Regions from separate parts of the Homo sapiens genome. Here region 2 is linked to region 1. Evidence: chromatin loops called from intact Hi-C (ENCODE). Cell type or tissue: mammary epithelial cell. All regions are shown on one strand. Links, peaks and the distances in the headings refer to the core of each region. The heading gives the core; the rest is flanking DNA.

Region 1 (5,589 bases), core at 308-5,307:
ATCAGAAACCCGGGAGGTTCTGGATGCTTTCTAATCTGTTCTCCAGATTGCCTGCAGAGTAATCATCCTAAAACATAAATCTGATCATGACACTCCCTTTCAATGGCATGGTTCCCCAGTGACTTCAGGATCAAGTTCAAGCTACTACTTCTGAATCTGCCCTAACTACCATGCTGGCTTTCTCAGTGCCATCCTTTTGCTCTCATATCTATGCTCCAGACATAATGAACTACTTTCACATCTCCCTCAAACTGTTAAGCTCTCCTCAGGCCTTTGCAAGACACTACACCAAGAGTTTATATGCATGTTCTTATTTAATCCTCCCAATAAGCCAAGAGGAAGATATTATCAACCCAATTTACTGGCTACAGAGAAGTAGCTTGCTCAAGGTCACATAGCATTTGTGCAGCTGGGATTCAAACCCAAGCCTGACTCCAGAGCCCATATTCTTTTGTATTTTTATTTATAAACTGAAAAGTATCTGAGGGCCCTTATTCTTTATTATCCTATACTGATGCTGCAACTCCCATCCCAGAAAAGGAAATCATCAAATTTCTCACCAATTGCACTTCTCTGATTTTGTACTTTGCTTTTAATGGGGAGAGAATAAGGTGACTTAAAGCATACATGCTTACATCACATGTCTGACTTGTTATCTATACCACTCCCTGAGAGATTGCTGCAGGGGCTGTGGAGAAGTGCCCCACTTTAGCTTTCATCCAGCTCTGAAAAACAGGTCACATAGACTTGGGCAGCTTTTTAGTCACCTGTTCTCAAAGAGTAAAACCACTCAAACATGGAAGACCTGGATGGCTGCCCTCTGCACCCAGGTCTCATTTTTTTCCAGAGCCCTTTAATGAACTGTTCATAGGTAATCAATAAATCACTTGGAAACAGTGTACTCCCAGGAAATGGCAAATTCTTCCTTAAAGTACTCAAACAAATAATCTACATCTTTTATTGATAAGGTTCAGCTGAGGCATTCTTTTCTTTTCTCTTTTTTTTGAAACGAAGTCTTGCTCTCTCACCCAGACTGGAGTGCAATGGCATGATTTTGGCTCACTGTAACCTCCACCTCCCAGGTTCAAGTGATTCTCCCACCTTGGCCCCTTGAGTAGCTGGAATACAAATTTTTGTATTTTTAGTCGAGACAAGGTTTCACCATGTTGGCCAGGCTGGTCTTGAACGCCTGACCTCAGGTGATCCACCCGCCTCGGCCTCCCAAAGTGCTGGGATTACAGGCATGAGCCACTGTGCCCAGCCTCAGCTGAGGTATCCTAAGAAAACACTCTATGCAATAAATGCTGGTTCTTTATTCCCTATTGATAGGATTTATTGACTTGTTACTATCATCTATCATCTGGAATTATGACTATAATTCAGACATCAGCAAAAAAAAAAAAAAAAGGGGAGAGAGAAGCTTATTATAAAAGGACTTCTCAAGAAATAGTTGATTCAGTTATTCCTTCAGCAAATATTTACTGAGGTTACAAAGATGAATAAGACAAAGTTATTACCTTTCAGGAGAGTACAGACTTGTGAGGAAGAAATACGGAAAGAGACATTAGAGTATCAGGTAGCAGGCCGGGTGTGGTGGCTCACGCCTGTAATCCCAGCAATTTGGGAAGCCAAAGAGAAAGGATCACTTGAGCCCAGAAGTTCAAGACCAGCCTAGGCAACGTGGTGAGACCTCATCTATAGTCCCAGCTACTTGGGACGCTCACTTGATCCCAGGAGGTCAGGCTACAGTGAGCCACAATTGTGTCACTGCACTCCAGCCTGGGTAACAGAGTAAGACCCTGTCTCTAAAAATAATAATGAAATAACAGAATATCAGGTAACAAATTCTATATAAATAAGGCAATGGAGAATGAAGAGGACAGTGTGTGTGACTCTGCCTTGGGGAATCTAGGAAAGACTTCAATGAGGATGTAACTTCTAAACTGGCTGAGTCTTTCAAGATAGCTCTATGAGGTAAGGTGGGTACACGGGTTTAATGGGATGTGGAGGGATAAGAGGTAAGGCTAAAATAGGTTAGACCAGATTTGTGTCTTTTTAGTGACTTTCATAAATAAACCAATGAAGGAAACAAAAATGGTTTAATTGGGTTGGAAATTTCTGATGCACAATGTATTAAGATGATGGACAGGTTGGGGCTTAAAGACAGTTCTGAATATTGGTGGCTGCTAAGTCTTGCAAGAAATTCTGGGGCCATTCTTTTCTGTTTTCCATAACTATGAGTTTCTTCTCCATCTCTCATTCTGCACATACAGACATAACCTTAGAACTCAGTTCTCCTCTTTCATACTGTTTGTATATATTTTTTATCATTATTGGCTACAAATAAACAGCTAATGGAATTGATGTAGAGTAACATACTTTTATTTTATTTCAACCAGGATTTGTGGAAAGTTTTCTAAGTATATTCTAGAAAATGTTACACACAGTTACTTCTAACTGAAAGTTCCTTAAATGCAATGCATCAGGATCTATATGTCGGTTAACTATTTGTTCTATATAATCTGTATTAAGAAGTTTAAAAATAAATGATACTTCTTTTGAAGATTGTTTTGGCCTTTTTTATCTGTAAGACAAAAAGCCTATGTTTATAAATTAATCCCCAATGTAGTCCCTGGTGCTTAGTAAATATTTGTTGATGGAATTAAAATCCACGTGAATACTGAGCTTTATTACTACCCAATGCTAGCCATAGCTATACCAGCAAGGCTGACTGATCTGCTTCCCCAAGTCAGGAGAGGAATTGAAGACATTTTTCCTTGTAATTCTACTAGAATGTAAGCTCTTTGGGAATGTGGTCCATGTCTTAGTCATTTTTGTATTTCTTGGCAAATGTGGAAGAATGTGTTCAGCATATAACATATATGTTTTAACTGTTCAATCAATGAGTATAGGAAAGTGATGAAAATCTAAATTAGTCTGTCCTAAAATGACCACTAAGTTCAGTCCCAGACACCAAGTAAATAAAGCAAATAATAAAGCAATCAAAAGAAGATGCTAAAACAACAACAGAGTTGTTGAAGAAAAGTAATTATGTGAGAGACACGTCATAAAGAGACTTTGAGTCATGGATAGATAATCTACAATACATGCCAGTACACTTGAAAAGCAAAGTGCTACAATTCGACTGCTCTTGCCTCCACCTGCTGGTATAGGAAAGTAATTTTTTAGATTGGGCAGAAATTGTTTAGCAACCATAGAAAAATGCTAGGAAAACAGTGGGCTTTCAAAGTTATCTTGCCAAGATAATATATAAACATCCTATAAACAACCATTCACGAAAAATGTACACCATGAACTCAGCTACAAGTATGTTGAGTATAGAGAAGAACTACGCTAAATATGGAGACATTCTGGCCTTTATTTTGAGTAGCCTCTAGCATCTGGTAAAGTCAAAAGCATTATGAGTTTTCCTTCATTGTACAGTCTCTTTTTTGTATTGAAAAAAATTGCATTTGAATTTGAGAACTAGAATGATCATTACAACTTCAATGGTCTAATCTTGGTCTTATGTAGCATAAATATACATTTATTTTGGAAACAGTGCCACATACATCCTTAATGTGTACAACTTCCTCTAGCAGTAAGACTTAAGAACAATGATTATTTTCAACTCTTTTTACAAAATGTTTATGATCCATTTTTTTAAAAAAGGTAACTTTATTTTAGATTTTGTAATGTAATAAGTTTTTGTTTCCAAATTTCATTGTAAATAAATGAAAAGGAACTCTTCAAAATTTTCTTTTTTAAGAGATATGAATAAAAATGTTAAAATGTTAGAAACTACTTAAGGGCATATGAAAAACTGTATGATGCTAGAAATATTTGTAATATTTCTGCCACTGACAAATAGAGCTTTCAGAAAAGGTTCACATTACAAAGTTGAACAAAAATCTCAGGTTCTAAAAAATAAGTAACAAAAGATAATTGGTTAATTTTCTTCTAATTTTGTATATGACACAGCTAACTTAATGATTATAGGTTCTAAATAAATTGATTATACATGAACTTGAAGAGATTTCTTTTCTTAAATCCTATCCCTGGCTTATGTAAAGCCAACTGAGACCACAGAGCATATAAAATCAAGTGCTGCTTCACAAATGAAATAAAGTGTTCCTTGATTCATTACTAATGCGACTATCCACATACATGGAAAACCACAACTCAGATATTCCCCTTTTATTTTTCTCTAGAAACATGAATAAATTGCTTTTGGCACACTTAATTGGTGTTTGGGGCATACTTTTCACAATTGAAGTCCTTAGTAAATTACTCAGGAGAGAGACTCTCCTCTTTCAGTACATTATTTAATACTTAGGCTTGTTAGTGTGTGTCATTTACACATAAATATTTTGTTGTGTGAATGATGATGCCTAGATCCTCTCATCTGAGGCCTGGCTAATAGCTAGTATGCTTCTTGTTAAGACTGGTTCAGTCAAAAATAAGTGTTAATTATTTTTACGTGTGACAATGGTATTATGATTATGTTTTTGAAAAAAAAATTTCACAAAGTGATCTACAGATTGAATGCAATCCCTATCAAAATACCAATGACATTCTTCACAGAAATAGAAAAACAATCTCAAAACTTGTATGAAACCACAAAAGGTTCCAAATAACCAAAGCAATTTTGAGTAAAAAGAATAAAGCTGGAGGTATCATACTACCTCACTTCAAAACTTATTACAAAGGCCAGGCATGGTGGCTCACACCTGTAATCCCAGCACTTTGGAAGGCCAAGGCAGGCTGATCACTTGAGGTCAGGAGTTTGAGACCAACCTGGCCAACTGGTGAAACCCTGTACTAAAAATACAAAATTAGCTGGGTGTGCTGGTGTACACCTGTAATCCCAGTTACTTACTCAGGTGGCTGAAGCAGGAGAATCGCTTGAACCAGGGAGGCAGAGGCTGCAGTGAGCCAAGATCACGCCACTGCACACCAGCCTAGGCAACAGAGCGAGACTCCATCTCAAGAAAAAAAAAAAAAAAAAAGAATTACGTATATATTATATATATATAATATACGTATATATAAAATATATATATATAACAAAGCTATAGTAACCAAACAGCATGGTACTGGCATAAAACAGACACATAGCTGATGGAACAGCCTAGAAAGCCCAGAAATAAATCCACACATTTATGGCCAACCGATTTTGGACGAAGATGCCAGGAACACACGAAAAGACAGTCTCTTCAGGGAACGGTGTTGGGAAAACTGGAGATTCACATGCAGTCGAATGAAATTAGACCCTCATCTCATCCCATATACAAAAATCAACTGAAAATGGATTAAAGACATAAATGTAAGATCCTAAACTGTGAAACTACTAGCAGAAAATGGTTATGGTTTGAATGCTTGTTCCCTTTGAAACTCATTTTGAAACTGAATCCTCAGTTTAACAGTATTAAGAGGTGAAGCTGTTAAGAGATGATTGGGTCATGAGGGCTTTGCCTTCATAAGTGGATTAATCCATTCATGAATTAGTGGGTGAATTAATGGGGAAGAACAGGAGTGGGTTAGTTATCAGAAGAGTAGATCTGTCATAGGAGCCAGTTTTGTTCTCAG
Region 2 (5,589 bases), core at 455-5,454, 280 kb before region 1:
ATAATTCATTACTTATAAATCTACACCTATTTTATAAAAAGTATCTGCTTCTAAATATTTTGAGATTTTTCTTATATAAAAGATATGTTTACATGTGTACCACATGTATAGCTGCTCTTAAATGACCCTATGTAAATCGGAGTGCAAAACTATATAACACAAATAAGAACTCCATTAACTTATAAAATCAGAATGCCCACCTGATTATCTGAGAGCCACATAGCTGTCAATTGCTGTAGCTTTGTAAAGCTAAAGGGTAAATTCTTTAATCTGTAGGAAAAAAATACAAACAAAAATTAAACTTTAAAATGAGAAGATTTAAAATGAATGAGGGTTCAACCTAAAGGTTTTCTGAAAAATGCTATATAGTTGCACATGAAAATAGGAGAAAAAAAAATCGAGAAAAGTCCAATATAATTCTTCGTATAGGACATAAAACAAAATATCTAGTTTTATAAGAATTAGTTTCAAAAATATAATTCTTCAATTGAATCAATTCACCTGGTAAGAAAATGGATAATAGAATAACCTTAAAAATCTGTTGAAAAATTAATTGTCCCTGCCTTAGAGAAAAGAACACATTAAGGAATGTCTCATAACATTGCTTTGGTTTATTTGTACTTAGGGAGAACAAACTGTTATAGGAAACACTCTTAGTGATAGTTTGCTATAAAAACTGCACTGCTCTCTATTTGTGAGCCAGCAGTTACATAATCTAGAAGACTACCCTAAGATGATAATGATTAAAAACAAAGTACAGTCATTCCTCAGTATCTGTGGAAGACTGGTCCCAGGATCTCCCTCAGATACCAAAATCTGCAGATGCTCAAATCCCTTATATAAAATTGTATAGTATTTGCATATAACCTATGCACATCCCCCCATATATTTTAAATCATTTCTAGAGTACTTATAATACCTATTAAAATATAAATGCTATGTAAATAGTAGGTATACTGTATTGTTTAGGGAATAACAATGGGAAAGTTGGTACACGTTCAGTACTGACACAATTTTTTTCCAAATATTTCTGATCTGAAGTTGTTTGAATCCACACTTGCAGAACCCACAAATACAAGGGTCAACTATAAATACTCATTAGAATACTAAATGAAAATATCTTATTTAAGAGAGAATTATCTACTTCAGCCTTGCTATCTTATACCTAACTAGTCTTCCGTGCCTTTCTTTCAGCAACCCACTGTGGGCCGTAGGAATTAAAGGCTGAAACGTGACTTAAGAAAGCAGTGGTTCTTTTAAATAAAACAGAAGTTAGAATATCATAATTAGTCAGAAAATTGAGTTTAAATTAAAGCTCTACCTTACAAGCTACGTGAGTCACCTTAAATCTGAGTCTTAAAACCCTCCTACATAAAATGGGAATACTATTATACTATTTCATAGAGCTGTTTTGAAGACTTCACAAGACACTATGAAAGCAAAAAGTGAAAACACTCTACAAATGCTGTTTAATCATCATTAGTATGTTTACCTCACGAAAAAGTATGGACATTCTGTTTTTAACTTAAACATTGTTCCAATTTACAACCCTAGTGATCAATTTACTCTGCACCTTGGCTTTGTTGAAACCAGATCTCTGCCTAGGAAAATATTAGCAACAGACTAGATACATTCCAAAATTGTTTTGTTAAATAGCAATATTCAGGTGAAGATGTGACTTCAGAAATAAAAGGTAACTGTAAGAAGAGAATAAAGACTATATAGCTAAGTCAACCCAAAATGAACAGTAACAACCACCGTATGATAAATTAACATCAGATAAAATAAGACCACTCTTTGTATTTAAAGAAAAAAATATATACAGTTAAGTCCTCATTTAAGTTATTGATAGGTTCTTGGAAACCAAAACTTTTAGCAAAACTGTGTATGGCAGGTTCTCAAATAATGTCATTTTCTTATAACACTGATGAACGAAAGAAGTGATTTCATTGTATGTTGTTTCACTGAAAGTCACACTTTCCAAGAGCCTATCAATAACACTGAGAACTTACTATGTATATTTAAAGAGCAACAAGCACTAGCTATTCTATTATATATCATATGAAACTTAATTTCATCTAACCAATGTCTCCTATAAACCAACTGATGAATATAGTATTACGAACCTATTATCACTTAAATTAATGACTTTTAATTTTTGCATATCACCCATTTCCTCTGGAAGTGTCTCAAGTTTATTGGAATGGAGAAACAGCACAGTTATATTTTTCCAGCTTCCAATCTGAAAGAGAAATATAAACTGAGTATCAAAAAATTTGGCCTACAGGTTGATCAACATATAAAAAACATCATTTTTGAAAGTTATGAAAAATACTTCACATTTATAGAAGAAATAATGACTAGACTTTCTTTTTAATTAATTTTTATGTACATAAGAAAGCATTTAAGAACCTCTTCTAAATTAACATAGCTAATTATTCAGAAAATAAATAACTTGAAAACTATTTTAGAAAGAAAATAAATGAAGCCACACTAAATAGCTATAATGAAGATAATCAGAAAAAAATGAAAAGACAAAAATCTAAACAAATCTAAAATACATTACCTCTGGGGGCAACTGCTGTAAGTAATTATGATCAGCAGCAAAAGTTCTTAAGTTAGTAAGCTGCCCAATAGATGAAGGCAAAGCTTCAACTTCATTGAAACTACAATCCAGTTCTTCTACTGATATTAACCTTTAATTTAAAAAAAGAAATATATATTATTTGTTAAAGATTTCCTATATATAATCCAAAATTTCAGAACATATAAACATTTGAACTTGACTTTGAAAACCTAGTGAAACCATTTCACAAAGCTAAACTTCACCAATAAGTAGGTTTGTCTATCATAAACACACTCAACCTGTATACTAATTACTTAAATGTTTACAAAATCTTTAGGTCATTTATGCAAATACCTGAAAATATGTATGGCATGCTGAACTGAAAGTAAAATCTTCGAGGGTGTATACATTCACAAAAAACTTACCCTCCTATAGAGTCTGGCAGATACATTAACTGGTTTTCATCTATTTTAAGCGTTGTTATATTCTTCAACGAACCTAATGAGGGAAGAAACAACATACAATTTTTCAGCTTAAAATAGAAGCAAGTCCACCAACAGTCAGTGTGAGACATACTACATCTGACAAGAATTAGAAACAACTTTCCTAACAAACGTATCTAAAAGAGATACCACTCCCAATCCCAATGTTCTATTCCCTCATCCTGTCCTTTCAATCTTCATCCACATCACTATTTAACATAGTGTACATTTGTTTATTAACTCCCACTAAAATATACTGATAGTAGGAACTTTTTTGTCTTCGTTGTTCACTGTTGTAGCTCTGCTTCTAAAAACAATGTCATGGCACAGAAAAGACAGACAATACAAACTTGTTAAATTAATAGACTAAAGAAATGGTAGTATGAAGGTAGTTCATAACAGGTATATAAAAAACTATTCCATATATACTAAATACTAAAACAGTAAAATATTTTTTAAGTTTAAAAAGTGTTGACTAAGAGTAGAATCGTAACAAACTTACAAAAATGTAGTTTTAGCTAAAACCACTACGTGATTTAACTGAGAAATATTTTTGGTTTTTAAATTAAAACATCAAAAAGATGTCAAGATTGAAGTTTTGGGTCCTTTCATCAAAATAATTCAATTCCATTGACATATCATTGAACAAGCAACTACACAGACTCAATCATAGATCTCTCATGATCTGTTCAACTGATCTGTTTTCTTGTCTGAGTGTCTGTAATGAAACAGGACTGAAAAAAGTTACCAAAATAAAAGCTATGACAATAAAAGCTAACAGTTAAGCCAAATTTGCATAAGTTAACTTATTTTAAAGAATTTAAATATATTAGAAATAAAAATGAGATTACCTTAGAGTAAATAAAAAACAGTAATGTCAACAAAGGAGCAAACTGTACAACTGATCACACCAGGAAAAATTCAAATAAAATCCGTTCCTGTGGTAACGAAGTATAACTACCTCATAACAAGTGAAATTTGAGATTATGTGGAAGTCTCGAATTTATTTTAATAAAAATTACATGAATTTGAAAGCAATACAAACCAATAGTCTCAGGAAGCTGCTGAAGTGAATTGCTTGATAATAGGAGGTCTTGAAGGTTTTCACATGTTGAAATTCCTTCTTCAACCATTTCAATATTATTTTTAGAAACATCCAAATATGTGAGCTGTTTCAAACTACCAATAAACTATAAGTAAAAAAAGAAAATCTAATGACTCTATTAACATTAGTAATTTGTAAAAAGTTTAGGGAATAAACTTGATACCAAGTTTTAATTCAAAATTAAATGCTAATACAAGAAAGAAGACTCCCAGGTAGTTTTTTAAATGCCATTAGAAATGTATTCAGTAATATAGCTAAGATGTTCTACTAATTGTAGCATAGCAGAAGTGACAAAGGACATATTCTTTGGGAATTCAGGTATCCATTACCTCCTAAGGAAATAGCATATATGGGGATTCTTGTGGTTTTTTTTATGGGAGTAAACAATTTGTCAGTTGTTAAAACAGAAAGTTCGGCTGGGCGCGGTGGCTCACGCCTGTAATCCCAGCACTTTGGTAGGCCGAGGCAGGCGGATAATGAGGTCAGGAGATCGAGACCATCCTGGCTAACACGGTGAAATCCCGTCTCCACTAAAAAATAAAAAAAAATTAGCTGGGCATGGTGGTGGTCACCTGTAGTCCCAGCTACTCAGGAGGCTGAGGCAGGAGAATGGTGTGAACCCAGGAGGCGGAGCTCGCAGTGAGCCGAGATCGCACCACTGCACTCCAGCCTGGGCAACAGAGCGAGACTCTGTCTCAAAAAAAAAAAAAAAAAAAATTCAGAAAGTTCATGAAAAATATCCTAGTTTACCAATTCCTTGGGCAAAGCAAATTGGGACGTAAGTTCAAGTGATACCATTGGAAAGGACACACTCAACAGTATTAAAAGGAGACATACAAATGTTTATTATGAGAATTCTTAGATTATAATCAAGAATGTGCTCATGAAAAAAAGTAATTTGCTTCTGTTTAATAAAGAATAATTCAATTTTTTTATTAATTAAAAGTAATTATAAAAGGTACAATTCACAAAACTGCAAAGGAGAGCCAGAAATAAGTGATGCCATTTAAAATCTCATATACATACCCCTGGAATAAAAGTCAGTCTATTAGCATCCATCCAAAACTCTTTCAATCCACTTAGTTGCTCAAGTACTTCAGGCTGTTGGGATTAGGGTAGGGGATAGCAGTAATTCAATTAATTTTTATGAATGTCTTTATCTGGCAAAAGAAGCCCTGGGAATTTCTAATAACCTTTAGTTTCAAATCATTAAATAAAAGGAGCAGGGAGAAGGAAAAATAAAAAAGAAGAGCCAGGATGTAAGCCTTTCTACTGCATTATAGTTACTACAGTAAAATTATTATAGAAAATTATTAATGGAGAAATCAAAGAGACATGCCATAGCAGTAGATTACAAAAAACACATTTAAGCTTTGGATTACACAACAGGGGCAAGTTTTTATATAATTTGTAAAGAAATAAAAAATAGGACTCAC

The links. Peaks named below come from ENCODE experiments on the same cell type or tissue, not always from the same donor. Only the 100,000 strongest peaks of a DNase experiment are listed, where the experiment ranks them.
Region 2: it touches region 1 in a loop (3-fold over the local background); 6 of 110 quality-filtered maps call a loop at or near these places.

Annotation. Positions count from the first base shown.
Region 1 is chr5:65,740,291-65,745,879 of GRCh38, reverse strand. All of the region lies in intron 1 of NLN (neurolysin), which reads right to left. Among named protein-coding and RNA genes, the nearest start is that of NLN, 21 kb to the right of the region's middle. In mammary epithelial cell, for the core only: a CTCF peak has its summit at 3,154 (motif pointing left); a DNase peak (open chromatin) is centred at 3,099; H3K27ac peaks cover 715 bases.
Region 2 is chr5:66,022,955-66,028,543 of GRCh38, reverse strand. ERBIN (erbb2 interacting protein) reads right to left here. Exons shown (of 26, transcript NM_001253697.2): 9 at 5,180-5,254; 10 at 4,094-4,238; 11 at 2,992-3,064; 12 at 2,567-2,696; 13 at 2,127-2,242; 14 at 201-270. Among named protein-coding and RNA genes, the nearest start is that of ERBIN, 99 kb to the right of the region's middle. In mammary epithelial cell, for the core only: no CTCF peak of the experiment used is centred there; no DNase peak of the experiment used is centred there.